3 separate regions of the Mus musculus genome follow, and regions 2 and 3 are each linked to region 1. Evidence: chromatin contacts called from ENCODE POLR2A ChIA-PET data. All regions are on one chromosome and are shown on one strand. Each heading gives the region's core, a stretch centred on a gene start or an enhancer-like site at or near the end of the contact. The rest is flanking DNA. Distances are from core to core; before and after follow the strand shown. Region 1 holds the start of Ep300 (E1A binding protein p300). Region 2 holds the start of Chadl (chondroadherin-like). Region 3 holds the start of L3mbtl2 (L3MBTL2 polycomb repressive complex 1 subunit).

Region 1 (4,842 bases), core at 591-3,090:
AAAGCATACCCCCTGCTTTCTGCTTCGAATTGGGCTGCCCTACACACTAGACTTAGGAGCATTTCCTCACATTTTTCTAGTGTTATAATTTTTTTTAGCACATAACATTTTTTTGTCCTCTCCCATATTTACATTGAAGGCACTGCAGAAAGTGGCCTTTTATTAAGCTCATCTGCTAGAGATGGGTGGAAAATACCTTCAAAAGACCTTGGAAGTTTCAGGCAGGTTCAGAAAAGTAGTTCTCAAGGATTCTTTTTTAAGAGTGGTAGCTGGTAAGGATGTGTGGACACGTGATGGGCAAAAATGTAGGTAGGGTCTAGCCCTAAACAGCCTCCCACTGCTGTGGTCCTCCCCCTCCTAGTTTTTTAACTAACAATATCGTAATCCAAATTTTTCATTCTTGAATTAGACATTTCAGAGAAAACTTAAAGGACTAGCAATGTGACTTTGAGATATGAACTGCTGCTTTCGAGAAGGCTATGAAGAGGATGGAATGTGTGTCTACGATGAAACACAGGTGTTTGGCGGATTTAATGGGGTTCCAAAGATCAACCTGAGAGGGCAAACCCCGGGAGCTCTGACCGTGGTTTTCCTTGTTTTCGCAGAGGAGCGCCTGAGCTTTGACTCGGTTCTGCTCAGAGACCCAGCCCAGGCACCTAACTGTCCACCGACCGAAAATACGTTCTAAGTTCACCCCGGACCCCCCCCCCCCCCACAACTTCTTTCAAAACCTCCCCTTTAAAGGGAGCCACCGAGTGACGCCGGGGGAGTTTGCGGAAGCGCCTACCGCGTTGGGGCCCTTGGGCGGATCCCGTGATTGGAGCCGGCACCGCCCCCGGCGCCGCTTCCCCCATTGTGTGAGCTGCAAGGCAGAGGCCCCGCCCTCGCCCCGCCTCCCTGTTTCTCGGCCCCTCCCCCTCTCACCTCCCCCCCCCCCCAATCTTGGCTCATTTCCGGCCGCCGCCGCCGCTACCGCTATCCTGTAAGGAGGATTCGGCAGAGGCAAGAAACAACAGCCGCCATCTTGTTTGTGTGCTAGCCTGTGGGGGGGGTGGGGGGAGGAGGAGAGAGAGCGGAGAGGGACCGGGAGAGAGAGAGTGGGGCAAGCGGGACGCCCGGCTGAGTGCGAACTGCGCGAGCAGGGAGTGAGGAGGGTACCTGGCTGGAGAGCAGCGGCCGGGACCGAGACAGTGGTTGGGGGCCCCGGGGCGCAAAGGCTGAGGCGACCCTCAGTCCCCTCCTTGCCCGCACACACCCCCACCGCAGCCCGGGCCGGCGTCGACGCCTAAGGGGGGGAAACCATTACATAAGCCCGCGCCCCGCGGCGCCTCTGCCCGCCGTCCGAGGCGGCCCCCGAGCCGAGCCCCCGGCAGGCACCTGGCTGCCGGGGGGGTGAGGGCCAGGGAGGCGGCCGGACTGATTTCTCCTCCCCGGGCTTGCGAGTGGAGGCGGAGAAGCGCGGCGCGCGGAGAGGCCGCGTCGGTGGGCTCGGCGTCAGCGCGGGCTTGCGGGCGGACGGCCCTGCTTGGCCCGGCCCGGCCCCCCTGGCCCTTCGGGCCGGCGAGCTCCACGCTCGGCGTCGTCGCTGCTGCGCCTCTGCTTGTCCGCTGCGCGATGTGAGGCGGCCCCGGCGCCAGTCTGGCTCTCGGCTCGGCTGAGCTCAGTGTGGCCATTAGGGGCCGGTGCGGCAGCGGCGGCGCGGAGCGCAGCGGCAGGAGGAGGAGGAGGGCGGCTCTCAGGGTGGGGGCGCAGGCCCGGGAGGGGGCACCGGGAGGAGGTGAGTGTCTCTGGTCGCCTCCTCCTCTCCCCCTTTTTCGCCCCCGCCTCCTTGTGGCGATGAGAAGGAGGAGGACAGCGCCGAGGAGGAAGAAGCTGATGGCGGCGGCGGAGCTCCGAGAGACCTCGGCTGGGCAGGGGCTCGCCGTGGCGGGCTGGGGACTGCGTCTGTAGAGCTGTGAGTTCCCGAGAATTCGCTGCAGCGGACGTGCTCGTGGGATCAGTGTTGCTGTACCCTCCTCCCGGCCTGGTTTAGGCCCGGCCCCTCGCACTTGCCCCTACCATTTCTGTTGAGTCCGCATCCCTCTCCGGCCACCGCAACCAGGCGAAGAGAAAAAGGAACTTCCCCCCACCCCTGTTGGGTGGCGGCGGAGCTCCGGAGCCCACCCTTAGGAGCGGGGCGGGGACCCCGTTTCGGAGAAGAGATTTCCTCAGGATTCTCGTTTTTTTCCTCGGTTGTATCTCCGAAAGAATTAAAAATGGCCGAGAATGTGGTGGAACCCGGGCCGCCTTCAGCCAAGCGGCCTAAACTCTCATCTCCGGCCCTCTCGGCGTCCGCCAGCGATGGCACAGGTTAGTCTCGGGACTCCCGGCCTTCCATAGTTCCCTTCGTCTTTTCTGCTCGTTGCACCTTCATTCCAGGGTGCTTCTGTGTATCTCTTCCCATTTCCCCGGCCGGTGTTTAATTTTAAAGGTTTTTGAATGGACTGGTCGAAGACGTCCAGTAGCCCAACCATTTTCTTTGCCTTCTGATACATTCATTGCAACACTATGTCATGTCAGATCGTTGTGTGTTCTGGAATTAAGAGGTTGGAAGTGGGAGCTGCGGGGACCTTTATTGTTGGCTCCATGCAATTTAATTTGGGAAATGCCGGTACAATCGTGTGTGAGGGCTTTTATGCACTTTTACTATTTTTGTTACTGGTGAATGAGGGATTTCAGCTCTTTCTCCCCTGTTGCAATGAATTCTTTTTTTCTCTGCTTTCCCACCTTTAATGATTTTTGCTCCTGTGAGGCAGATTTTCTGTTGAGGAATGGGGGCGGAAGACAAATCTTGGTGTCTGCGATCCAAGGTTTTAAGTGTAACTAAAGTTCAACAAAATTTCATTCTTAGGTCCCCTCTCCCCATCCTTGCCTCAAGAGTCAGTATGGACCGCAGTTTATTTTATATCCATTTGCCATGAAACCAAAATGTCTCAAACTGCGTGTTGAGGTGTAGACCTGAGGCGTTTCCTTTGCAGTTTGTCACACTCTTACTTAGAAGGGAAAGAAAAAAGATGAAGCCTTTCTGGAATTAGGTACTTAGAAATGGGAGATAATAAGTTGAAAGACTCCCAGTCATGAACTTCCAACTAAAGTGATTGTACAAGTTTAAAAATGAACAGGAGGTTTTGTGCTTGCATGTTTGTTTTGTTTTGCTTTTTGGACCTTTGCAATTCCAGTTTACAAGATGAAGGAATTCTTTTCTCCAGTCAGCCCCTTTGTTAGGAGACCTGAAGGGAGACTCTCCCTTGTCTGTTCTTTTTCCTGCTTACTGTTAGTTTAGTGTTATTCTGATGATCACTGACCTGGTCCTCTCTTGCTGTCTGACTTGTTTGAGAGGCCAGGATAATGAAGAAGAAGAAGAAGAAAAAGAAGAAGAAGAAGAAGAATGGCTAGTCATCTGACAGTCCACTAGATGTTCCTCCTTACTGCAAGCATCCCTTTAACTCAGAGAAGAGGCTCCAGATCTCTCCTTCTGCCAATGAGAGTGTATAGTGGAGTTAAACGTACCCTGCAAGTTGTAGAGAATGTGTGGGCCATGTTTCTGAGTAGGATTTCTATTAAGGCCTGGAAATAAGATAGAACTAGTGCATTACTCTGCTTTTTTAGCAGCTGTATTTCGAACCATGAGTTTTGCTCACCTGCAACAGTTGGGAAGGATAAGTCTTGCAGTGTTCTAAGGCTCTAACTTTAGTTATATGTGAGCATTCAGCTGTAAAGTTTCCGTAGTCTTAGAGAATTTTTTTTAAATTATGTCTTTGAAATTCATAGGCATAGATATTTTATAGACATATTTGCTCTGGATTTTTGTTTCCTCCTCTGCCCCCATAATAAGTGTACTTCTGTAACATGTTCACAAGTTACCATATTTGACATAGCCAGTAACAAGAAATATTATGGAAAACTTTTTAAAATTAAATTTTTGGATGTTCTGATTTTGAGTGACTTAGTCATAAAGTCTGTTCATGTAATTCTGTTCAGATGGACTACTGCATTCTTTATCTGATAAATTGTATAGCTTTTGGCTAACTTTCATGGTTAAAAAAGGGAAAACTTGCTTTGGGTATCTTTGAATGTCATTACTGGAGTCTTTGGGTGGTAGTGGTGGGGCTGGGGTTTTCTTTGTGTGGGTCTAGATGTCCTGGAATTCACATCACCAGCCTCTACCTCCCAAGTGCTGGATTTAAAGGCAGGTGCCACCAGGACCACCAACTTCTAGAGTCTTAAAAAATTTCAATACTGAGATTGGTTTATTCTTAGTAGTAAGGATTATAGTAATATTAGTAATTTTTCTTCTCTTAACATTGTAGTGACGGTTAAATTTTTTTTCTTTTAAAATTTATATACCATTAGGTCGGTTTTATTTTGTTTTGAGACAGGGTTTTTGTAGCTCTGACTATCCTAGAACTCTCCATGTTGATAAGACTGCCCTTAAGCTCACAGAGCCACCTGCTTCTGCCTCCTGTTTGCTGGGGTTAAAGGCCTGTGTCTCAAGGACCTGCTTGTTTCTTTTCCTTTTTTTTTTTTTTTTTTTTTTTTAATTTGATACAGGGTATCACTACATAGCCCTGACTGGCCTACAATCTAGAGAGAAATGATTGACTCTGCCTCCCTTCCTCATGGTGGGATTAAAGGTGTGTGCCACCAAGCCCAACAGGTATATAATTTAAATTATACCAGCCTAGTTTTCTAGTTTTTTGTCAGGGTTGGGCGAATGAATTTACCATGTGGGTGCCATTACGTACATTTTGGTAGTTCTTTGGATCCAGAAACGTGATAGTAATACATTTTTAGGCAACTTGT
Region 2 (4,842 bases), core at 1,638-4,137, 110 kb after region 1:
CTCGCAGGCGCCGCGGGCCCCGGCACGCGCCATCCGAGCGCACCCGAGCGCGCACCAGCCACTCGAGCAGGGGCCGTGCGTGGCAGGCGCACCACAGCGGGTTGCCCTGCAGCCGCAGGCGGCGCAGCTGGCCGGGGACCTGTAGCGGGGGCAGGGTGGTGAGCTGGTTCCCGCGGAGGTCGAGGGTGTGCAGGCGCGGGCAGTGGGCGAAGGCCCGGGGCCCCAGGGCCTGCAGGGACCCGTGGTCCAGTGCGAGCTCCCGCAGGCCGGGCAGCGCCAGGCCGTCCTCCTCTCCCGTGTAGGTGAGCGGGTTGTGACCCAGCTCCAGCCGCGCCAGGCTGCGGGCCTGGGACAGGGCGGCCCCGGGCAGGGCCTGCAGCTCGTTGTGGTGCAGGCTGAGACGGCGCAGCGCCGGCAGGCCGGCCAGAGCCTCGGGGGCCAGGACGCTGAGCGCATTGTGAGACAGCTGCAGCCAGCGGGTGCGCAGCAGCCCCTGGAAGGCCATGGCGGGCAGGTAGACCAGGGCGTTGTGGGCCAAGTTGAGAGTGGTCAGCGAGCCCAGGGCGCCGAAGGTCCCCGGGCGCAGCTCCTCCAACATGTTCCCCTCCAGCTCCAGGCGCCTCAGCGAGCCCAGCCCGTCCAGCGCCTCCTGGGGCAGGGTGCTCAGGCGGTTGGAAGCCAGGTTGAGGAGGAGCAGGCGACCCAGGCCACGGAAGGCACCCTCGGCCACCATCTCCACCTGACAGTTCCGCAGGTCCAGATGCGTGAGGTGGGGCAGGTCCTGGAAGGCCGCTGCAGGGAGGACCTTCAGTATATTGCCCTGGAGGTCCAGCCTCTGGGTCAGCTGGGGACAGGAGAGGGGAAGGGAGAATGAGCCACATGGGCACTCGAGCCTTGGCCTCTCCCCATCATCTTTCCGAGTCTCTTTAGCCACAGAGCAGCCCTTACTGTGATCCGTTTCTTCTTGCCTTACTTACCCATTAGTTCATAACACCACCGGGCAAAAAAGTTTCTTATCCAGACACCCCCCGCCCCAGTTCACCCCAGGACCTGACACAAATACATTATTATTTGCAGGTCATCTAGGTATCTCAGCCACACGAAAAGGATTTTAAATAAATTATACTGCTATTGGCTTGTTTAGTTTATTTTTGTTGTTGCTATTTGTTGTAAACCTGGGTCTGGTTAGCTTGGACCTCACTCTGTAGACCAGGCTGGTCTTGAACTCAGAGACCTGCCTGCCTCTGCCTCCTGAGTCCTGGGGTTAAAGGTGTGTGTGTCATTGGATTTGGCCCTCACTGGTTATTTTTCTTCCCATTCAGACCTAGATAACCCAGGCTCAAGAAGCAGGAACCAGCCAGCCAGTGGTAGAGCCATTGGTGTAGCCCAGGCTCCTGCCACTCTTTCTTGCCACACTGCCAACCCATGCCAGGATTTTCCCTCTCCTGACCTCAGGGATGGTGTTTGGCACCTCGGTGAGGTTCTGGTGCCGGCAGGTAACATGCCGTCTTGAGTTGTCGCAGACACAGGTCTGTGGGCATCGCTGGGCAGCTACGTGCCAGGCTGGGCTCTGGAGCAACACCATGAACAGCAACAGCATAAAGACCCAGATGGAGCTCTGGGGCCTGGGAGAGAAGGGAGGAAGGGGCGGGGGAGAGAGAGAGACAGAGAGAAACAGACAGAGTGCTGCTGTCCATGGGGAACACCAATGCTAGTGGGCACTGAACCCCTGACCCAGGACAGCCCACTCCGGACTCAGGCCTTCATTCTCTGGGCACAGGAAAGTGCTACGGCTTGGTTCTCTTCCCTCACGTCATATGGGGGGAGGGAAGAGGAGCTTCTGTTATCAGCCCTGGTTTGGCAGCAGGAGGGAAGGCCCAGACCTAGCCCAGGTTTTAGGGTGGACTAGGAGGTCCAGATGCTGAAGAGCCTGAGAGATGCTGTCTCGGTAAAGCAGGCAGCCCAAGCCTCTGTGCCTGCTTCCCCTTTGTCCTCGTGTTACCTGAGTCCACACAGCTGACTGGCCTGTGACAGGGGAACTGAGGGCCTGAGTTATGTACTACGGGGGAGGTGGCAAGGTAGGTCTCATGTCTATTTATTGATGCACCCACCTACCTGTCCATCTCTCCACCTTGCAACTCCAGCCACTTGCCCATTTCTTCTTAGGGATGATTGTTGCCACCATGGCTCTCCTGGCCTCTTCCCACCCCTGTTCCACCCAACAGCCAGAGGGAATTTTCCAGAAACCTCCCTAGTGTCTCGCTGTCCCTGTGAGTGAAAAGTCCCAAATTCCTGGTGCCTCAAGAAGAATGTCTAGATTCTCCAACACACACCTTGAGTGGCACCACTGTTCAAACCGAGCAGCAGCGAATTCACTCAGCTCCCCCTGGTATATGCTTGGGTCGCAGGTAAGTTCTGAGCTGCCTTCCCTGATCCCACGGACCTCCCTGTAGTTGCTCCCAGGATTGTTACTGTCTGGCTTTGTCTCCTTTTAGTCCCAGAAGTCACCCCTTTCTCAGCGCTGACGGCCTTCTCTAGATTCTGGCTTGAGGGTCAGGGTAGGAAGGAGGCCTATTAGGCTGATAACTGAAGAGGAAAAAGGTTCAGGGCGAAGAGGACTGCCACAGATCCCACTTCATAAGGCTACAAAGCACTACCCCCACAGGATGCACAGGCACAGCTACCTCTGGGGTTGGTTTAGGGGCCACCTCTGGGGAACCTCAGGTACAGGAGGATCCCGTGGCTCCATAGCTGGCCTCTCAGAGGCACAAGCAGATAACTGACCCTCTCTAGCCATCTAGTTCTAACTCCCTGGGCCCCAAAACTCACCTCTCCATGCCGACTGGAACTGCCAGCCTTGTCTGGAGGCCCCACACAAGGGAAAGACCAGGGACAGTCCTTGCCTGGCCACCGGCAGTACCCACCCCCCTTTGCCCATGGGCTTGGCAGCCAGGACCGAGCTGAATGGGAAGCATTGTAAGCAGCCCAGCCGAGCTGGGGCTTCCCCAGCCTGTGGGCAGGGGGTGGGAGCAGAGGCTGGAGTTACAGGCTGCCATTGCAGCACAGGCTTAACAACGTGGCTCAGGCCTGAGTCCTTGGACTGGCCGGTGGGCATGGGTGGCGATGGAGATGGGGGGGGTGGTGTCTGGAGGAGCCTTTTGGTGGGTGAGCATCACTGGGCTCCTGTGGACTCCGCGCGACCCTAGGAAGAACTATTCAGCAACTGAAAGTTAAAAGCTAGCTCAGGAGGTTGCTGCAGGAGTTAAGGTAGGAGCCTGGAACCCAGGCACAGGGGAGCCCTTAACTCCTTCCTTTCCGTGAGCTTATGCACTCACACACACTGAAGCTGCTACACACACATAAATCTGTATCCTGCAACTATTCTCCTTCTCATGTGAACGTATTATTGAGGATATCCAAATTGGTGCCTAGCGTTATATCCACTTTCTAATGGATTATATGGTGTTTCATTCTATAAACAGACCTAAGGCGTAAACCAGGTGGTTGTGTACACCTTAGGAGATGGAACTAGAAGGGTTAAAGAACATACCAGACTTACCGGTTCATCTGAGATATTTTACATTTTTTTAGTTTTTTTTTTTTTTTAACTTTATATGTGAGTGGTCTATATGTGTAGAGTGCATTGAAGCATGGCTGGTACCCATAGAGACCAGAAGAGGGCGCCAGAGCCTCCAAAGTAGAATCACAGATATGTCAACCTCCATGTGAGGGATTTGAACCCAGGTCCTCTACAATGAGCCCCCTGTCTAGTCCTGTCTTAGATATTTTTACAGCTCCTCTTCTCCCCTCCCCTTTTTTCTGTTAGTGGAGTTAGAAATTCAAGGCCAGACTTTGGCTACATAGAAAGTTAAAGGCCAGCCTGGGATCACTGAAACCTTGTCCTGAAAATAAAAGGTAGCCGGGCGTGGTGGCACAGGCCTTTAATCCCAGCATTCGGGAGGCAGAGGCAGGCGGATTTCTGAGTTCGAGGCCAGCCTGGTCTACAAAGTGAGTTCCAGACAGCCAGGGCTACACAGAGAAACCCTGTCTCGGAAAAAAAAAAAAAAAGAAAGAAAAAGAAAAAGAAAAGGTGTATTTAAGCATGCATCTCTGGAGGATATATATGTATATATTTCAAAACTTCCAAGGCTGGATATGGTAGTACACACCTTTAGTTCCAGGAACTAACAACCAGACACAGCTACATAGTGTGACACTGTCTAAAAAACAAACCAACCCACAGACACTCTGCATCAAGAGACAGCACAGCTGGATCCCAGCAGACACTCACATACATTTCAGACCCGTGGTTCTGGTGCATGGCAGCTTTCAGTTTTCAGTGTTGTGTAATCCTGGTGTTGTGTAATCCTGGGTGGATTCAAAGTTGCTATGCATCTGAGATGGCTCTTGTCTCTGGCTCCAGCTTTGAAGTGCTGGGACAAAAGGTATGTGCCATCACCACTGAGATACGTAGTTGGTTGGTTGGTTTATTTATTTATTTAGGTTTTTGAGACAGGGTTTCTCTGTATAGCCTTGGCTGTCCTGGAACTCACTCTGTAGACCAGGCTGGTCTTGAACTCAGAAATCTGCCTGTCTCTGCCTCCCAAGTGCTGGGATTAAGGGCGTGCGCCACCACTGCCCAGCATGCCTGGGTGTATTTTAAGAATGTCTCACATAGCCCAGGCTAGCCTTCAATACACTGTAGCCAAGGAGTACTCAGAACACAAGATCCTCATCCTTTGACTCACAACGACTGGGATAAAAGGTGTATGCCTATCTCAAGGCCAGGGGGCAGGGATGTAAAAAACTAAGCCTTTCCTATTGCTACAAAATATCCAATGT
Region 3 (4,842 bases), core at 1,556-4,055, 78 kb after region 1:
CAGTCTGTAGATCAGGCTGGCCTCGAACTTGGATATGCCTGTCTCTGCCTCCCAATGGCTGGGATTAAAGGCGTGAGCCATCATTGCCTAGTTTGTTTTGACTTTTAAGTTTACTTTTATTTAATCTATGGACTTTGTGTGTGTGTGTCCATGCCAGAAGACTGTGGAACTGAAGTTATAGAGAGTTATGAGCCACCATGTAGATTTTAGGAATTGAACTCTGGGGCTGGAGAGATGGCTCCGCCTTTCAGAGCACTGACTGCTCTTCTGAAGGTCCCGAGTTCAAATCCCAGCAACCACATGGTGGCTTACAACCATCCATAATGAGATCTGACACCCTCTTCTGGTGTGTCTAAAGACAGCTACAGTGTACTTAGATATAGTAATAAATAAGTCTTTAAAAAAAAAAAAAAAAAGGAATTGAACTCTGAGCCCTCTCTCCAACCCTATGAGTTTTGTTGTTGGTTTTTGATTATTTTGGTCTTTTTGTTGTTGTTTTTGTTAAATTCCATGTATAGGTGGTGTGTGTGTGTGTGTGTGTGTGTGTGAGCGTGTGCATACCCATGATTGTAGGTGCCCGCAGAGTCCAGAGGGTTCGGATCCTTTAGAACTGGAGTCCCAGGTGGTAGTGATCAACCCAACATGGATGCTGGGAAACAAACCTGGTTCCTCTGTTTCCTCTGCAAGATGCTGTTTACTGATGAGTCATCTCTCCAAGTCCAGCTGCTAGGAATCTGAGACAAGAGAAGGGTTTAGGGGCTGGAGAGATGGCTCAGTGGTTAAGAGCACTGACTGCTCTTCCGAAGGTCCTGAGTTCACCAGATGAGGTCAGTCAACACCCAGCACAGGGTGGGAAGGGGGTTGTGAGTTCCTCCCCCTAGATGAGGCACTAGGGCAGTAGACAGACTTTGGGGGGAGAGTCAGTTTTCTTTAAGGTGTGGCTCCTGGTAGGTCAACCACACTCCAGTCAACGGCTCCACAGGGAGGAAGATGAGGGTGGCACAGACTGTATTCAAAAGCTTTAAAGGGGGAAAAAAAAACAGTAACAAACTCAGGAATGAAGATGCCTGACTTTAATTCCAGCACTCACTTGGAAGGCAGAGGCAGGAGGATCTCTTTGAGTCCAAGGCCAATCCAGCTACAGAGAACCTGTCTCAAAAAAAAAAAAAAAATCAAAACAATAGAAACAATAAAAACAAGCTGGAGAGAGGGCTCAGTTTTTAAGCTCATTGGCTGCTCTTTCAGAGAACCAGGTTCGGTCCCAGCACTTTCATGGCAGCTCATAACCACCGTGTTACTCCAGTTCCATGATATCCCACACCCTTTTCTGGCTTTTGTTGGCACTGGCCACACATATGGTGCACAGTCATACGTGCAAGCAAAACTCCTATAACACATTAAAAAAGTAAATAAATAAAAATTTAAAAATAAAAAGCAACGCAGAGAGGCAGGGAGCTGGGAGTGGGTCTGGGAGCCCTCACGTAGGATAAGTAAACTAATCCAGACCTGTCTGAACTTTAGATGCTTGTAAGGCCATACAATTCCTGAGAACCCAGGATGGGAAGGAGTAGTTCTATAGGGGACTCAATCCACATGTATACTCCAGTTGGCAAAAGCGTTGACTTCAGGTGTCTTCTTCAATCTCTTGCTATCCACTGTATCGCTGCTGGCTGGTCAGCAGGCCATGGGAATCCTTCTGTGTCTGCTTACCTAGTGCTGGGATCACAGGCATGCTCTGTCATGCACTGGGGGGCAAAACTCAGCTTTCCATGCTCTGGCTGTACTCACTTACAGGCTGAGTCATCTCTCCTAGATTTAAGGTTATAACATCTATCCGTATAATTTATTTGTGGATATGGGGGTTTTGCTGAATGCATATGTATGGACCATGTTAGTGCTTGGCGTCATCAGAGGCCAGAAGAGAAAGTAGGATCCACTATAACTGGGTTTATAGAATTTTGTGAGTTGTTCTGGGTTCTGGGAATCAAACCTGGTACCTCTGGAAAAGTGGCCAGTAACCACTGAACCATTTCTCCAGTCCAAGGCTTTTTTTTCCCCATTTATTTATTTAGCTTGTGTGTTTGTTTTATGTGCGTGACACAAAGGTCAGGACAACTTTGTGAGTAGCTTTTTGACTTCCAGGTTTATGTTGTGGCTCAGAGATTTGAACTCAGGTAGAAAGGCTCATGGAACAAGATCCTTCACCTACTAAACCATCTCATAAGCCCCAGCGAGCAGACGGACATAGAGTTTAAGAATATTCCTGTTCCTGTCTGAATTGAAAGAGGGATTAGGCATTTCTGCTAGGCATTCCTGTCCAAGAGCACCTTTACTTCCTACCTGGGGAGAGTGTGAATTTTTGTCTGGGGCCCCTGGGGAGAGTGCGAATTTTTGTGTGTGTGGGGGGGGGGCTGGCACGTCCAATCCCTTGTGCTCAGATGGTTTGAAATTTGACTAAGAAAGGACAAAAACAAAAAACAAAAAAACCCGCCGGGCGTGGTGGCGCATGCCTTTAATCCCAGCACTTGGGAGGCAGAGGCAGGCGGATTTCTGAGTTCGAGGCCAGCCTGGTCTACAGAGTGAGTTCTAGGACAGCCAGGACTATACAGAGAAACCCTGTCTCTGAAAAAACAACAACAAAACCCTAGAAGTACCCTTCAGGAGATTTCGCATTACTAAGGCAACGACCCTTTTCGTGCACCCAGGAGAAAACTACAACTCCCCTAATCCTCACGGCTACCCAGCCCCTCCTTAATGGAGGCGGGGCGCGGGCGAGCGCGGAACCGGCTTCCTATTTCCTGCGGCATGATTGGCCCGCAGCTCGGGCGCAGCAGCCAATGAGCACACTCTCGGAGAGCGGCGAGGGCAATATGGCTTCCTGCACCTGGTGACGGTTGAGGGAATTGAATTTGGTATCATGGAGAAACCGCGGGGCACTGAGGTAAGAGGGAAAGGGCTCAGCCCAAGCGGGAAGGGGAGCCCCAAACGCCTCGCTCGGCGGACGCGCCGTTTTAGCGATGTCTTAGTGGTGGACAGTTGCAGGATTGGTAAACTGAGGTACGGAGCTTAGCCTCGGCCAGAGGCCCCCGAGGTTCCTTTTGGTCTGGTGACGAAGGAAGGATGGCAACGCCTCCCTAGCCAGGGGCAGGGAAACTGGGCTCTGAACTTTGTCTTGGTTTCATGGTTCTGAGCTTTAGGATCGTGCGGCCTGTCCCTTCCACGCGGGAAGTGAAGGGAGGAAGATCGGAGTTGATTCCTACTCCACGCTGGGAGCGTTCACGTGCTGGTCTCCCCGTACGCTCACAGCCATCTTCTTTAGGGAGGGATTAAAACAGCCCTCTGGGTCGACACAGCTGCAAAGTGCAAGAGGTTGTCACCAAGTACGTCAGTTTCCAAAACTGCGTTACGCTTTTTCCGTGGTACCGCAGCCGGTGACCCACCGCACCTTGCATTTGAAGTCTCTTGCCGTTTCCTAGCGGTAATAATTGCTAAGCTTTATTGAGCACTGTTGAGTGTTTTACGTTTATCATCCCTTCCCAAAATATTATTAAATAGTGGTGTTGTCTTTATTTGGTGGAAACCGAGGCAGTGCATTTGACTCGCTGTGCATCGTACAGCTAGGAAGCACTAGAGATCGTATTTGAACCTTGGCCCAAAGCGTCATTCTCTTTACCTCTGTCTTGCCCAACAAGCTAGGCACGTTTTTTCCTATTACAAGCTAGGTACGTTTTTATGTAGCATTTCATCGCTACCTCACATTCTGTGAGCCAACAGCTGTCGTGGATGAGAAAATTGTCCCACAGACCTTAAGTGACTTGCCCCAGGATCAGTAGCTGATTTCAATCAGAGCTCAACTCACGGCTGTGGTCCATACCACCATACAATTAGTCATCTGACTCAAAGCCTCCTTGGGATAGCCTGGGTCTCAATTTTCTCAGTCTTTTTTTCTTTTCCCTGTTTTCCTTTAAGGAAGAAAACAGGTTTATTGGATACATTGCAAGGAGCAGTGGTCTAGGCAGCAGCAAGAGGGCCTGGCAGTCTTAAATTTGTTTCTGAGTTGAGATCATTTGGATGTACATATACAGAAGAGGGAAGAAAGAGTTTCAAATGCCTTCTAGCCCAGTAAAAATTTTTTGAGGTGCTTAGGATATTTCCACATTATTGTGTAGATCTCTGATCCCTGGCAGCGTTTTTTGACCTGATAGTGGTGTGGAAACAGTATCTTTTCAATAGATGCTGTTCTTTGAAATTGGAATTTTGCTCTGTACCCAAGCTACCAGTATGAGGGGTCTTGGTGCTGAGCAGAGGCTCAAACCAACCACAGCTTGCACTTAGCCATGTGGTCATTGGAGGAAACAGTCCATTCTCTTTTCTTATTTGTTTGTTTATTTATTTATGTGAGTACACTATAGCTGTACAGATGGTCATTGGAGGAAACAGTCCATTCTTTTTTCTTATTTGTTTGTTTGTTTATTTATTTATTTATGTGAGAACACTATAGCTGTACAGATAGATGGTTGTGAGCCTTCATGTGGTTTTTGGGAATTTTAGGACCTCTGCTTTCTCTGGTCAACCCCACTCTCTGCAGTCACCCTTGCTTGCTCAGTCCCTGCTTGCCTCGGCCCAAAGATTTATTTATTATCATACATAAGTACACTGTAGCTGACTTCAGATGCATCAGAAGAGGGCGTCATATCTCATTATAGGTGGTTGCGAGCAGCGACCATCTGGTTGCTGGGATTTGAACTCAGGACCTCCGGAAGAGCAGTCAGTGCTCTTACCCGCTGAGACATTTCTCCCGTCCTCTTTTCTTTCTTTTCTTGTTTTGTTTTTTGGAGAACT

The links. ChIA-PET counts read pairs that join two places held with the same protein, here RNA polymerase II (POLR2A).
Region 2: POLR2A ChIA-PET joins it to region 1 with 28 read pairs in Patski. The contact joins the promoter of Chadl here to the promoter of Ep300 in region 1. POLR2A ChIA-PET finds 5 or more read pairs at or near these places in 4 of 5 experiments (Patski and embryonic stem cell).
Region 3: POLR2A ChIA-PET joins it to region 1 with 23 read pairs in embryonic stem cell. The contact joins the promoter of L3mbtl2 here to the promoter of Ep300 in region 1. POLR2A ChIA-PET finds 5 or more read pairs at or near these places in 4 of 5 experiments (Patski and embryonic stem cell).

The regions. Positions count from the first base shown.
Region 1 is chr15:81,584,374-81,589,215 of GRCm38, forward strand. Ep300 (E1A binding protein p300) reads left to right here and starts at 1,841. Exons shown (of 31, transcript NM_177821.6): 1 at 1,841-2,349. The coding sequence starts at 2,256.
Region 2 is chr15:81,694,400-81,699,241 of GRCm38, forward strand. Chadl (chondroadherin-like) reads right to left here and starts at 2,888. Exons shown (of 6, transcript NM_001164320.1): 1 at 2,830-2,888; 2 at 1,451-1,625; 3 at 1-844. The coding sequence starts at 2,837.
Region 3 is chr15:81,661,084-81,665,925 of GRCm38, forward strand. L3mbtl2 (L3MBTL2 polycomb repressive complex 1 subunit) reads left to right here and starts at 2,806. Exons shown (of 17, transcript NM_145993.5): 1 at 2,806-2,941. The coding sequence starts at 2,918.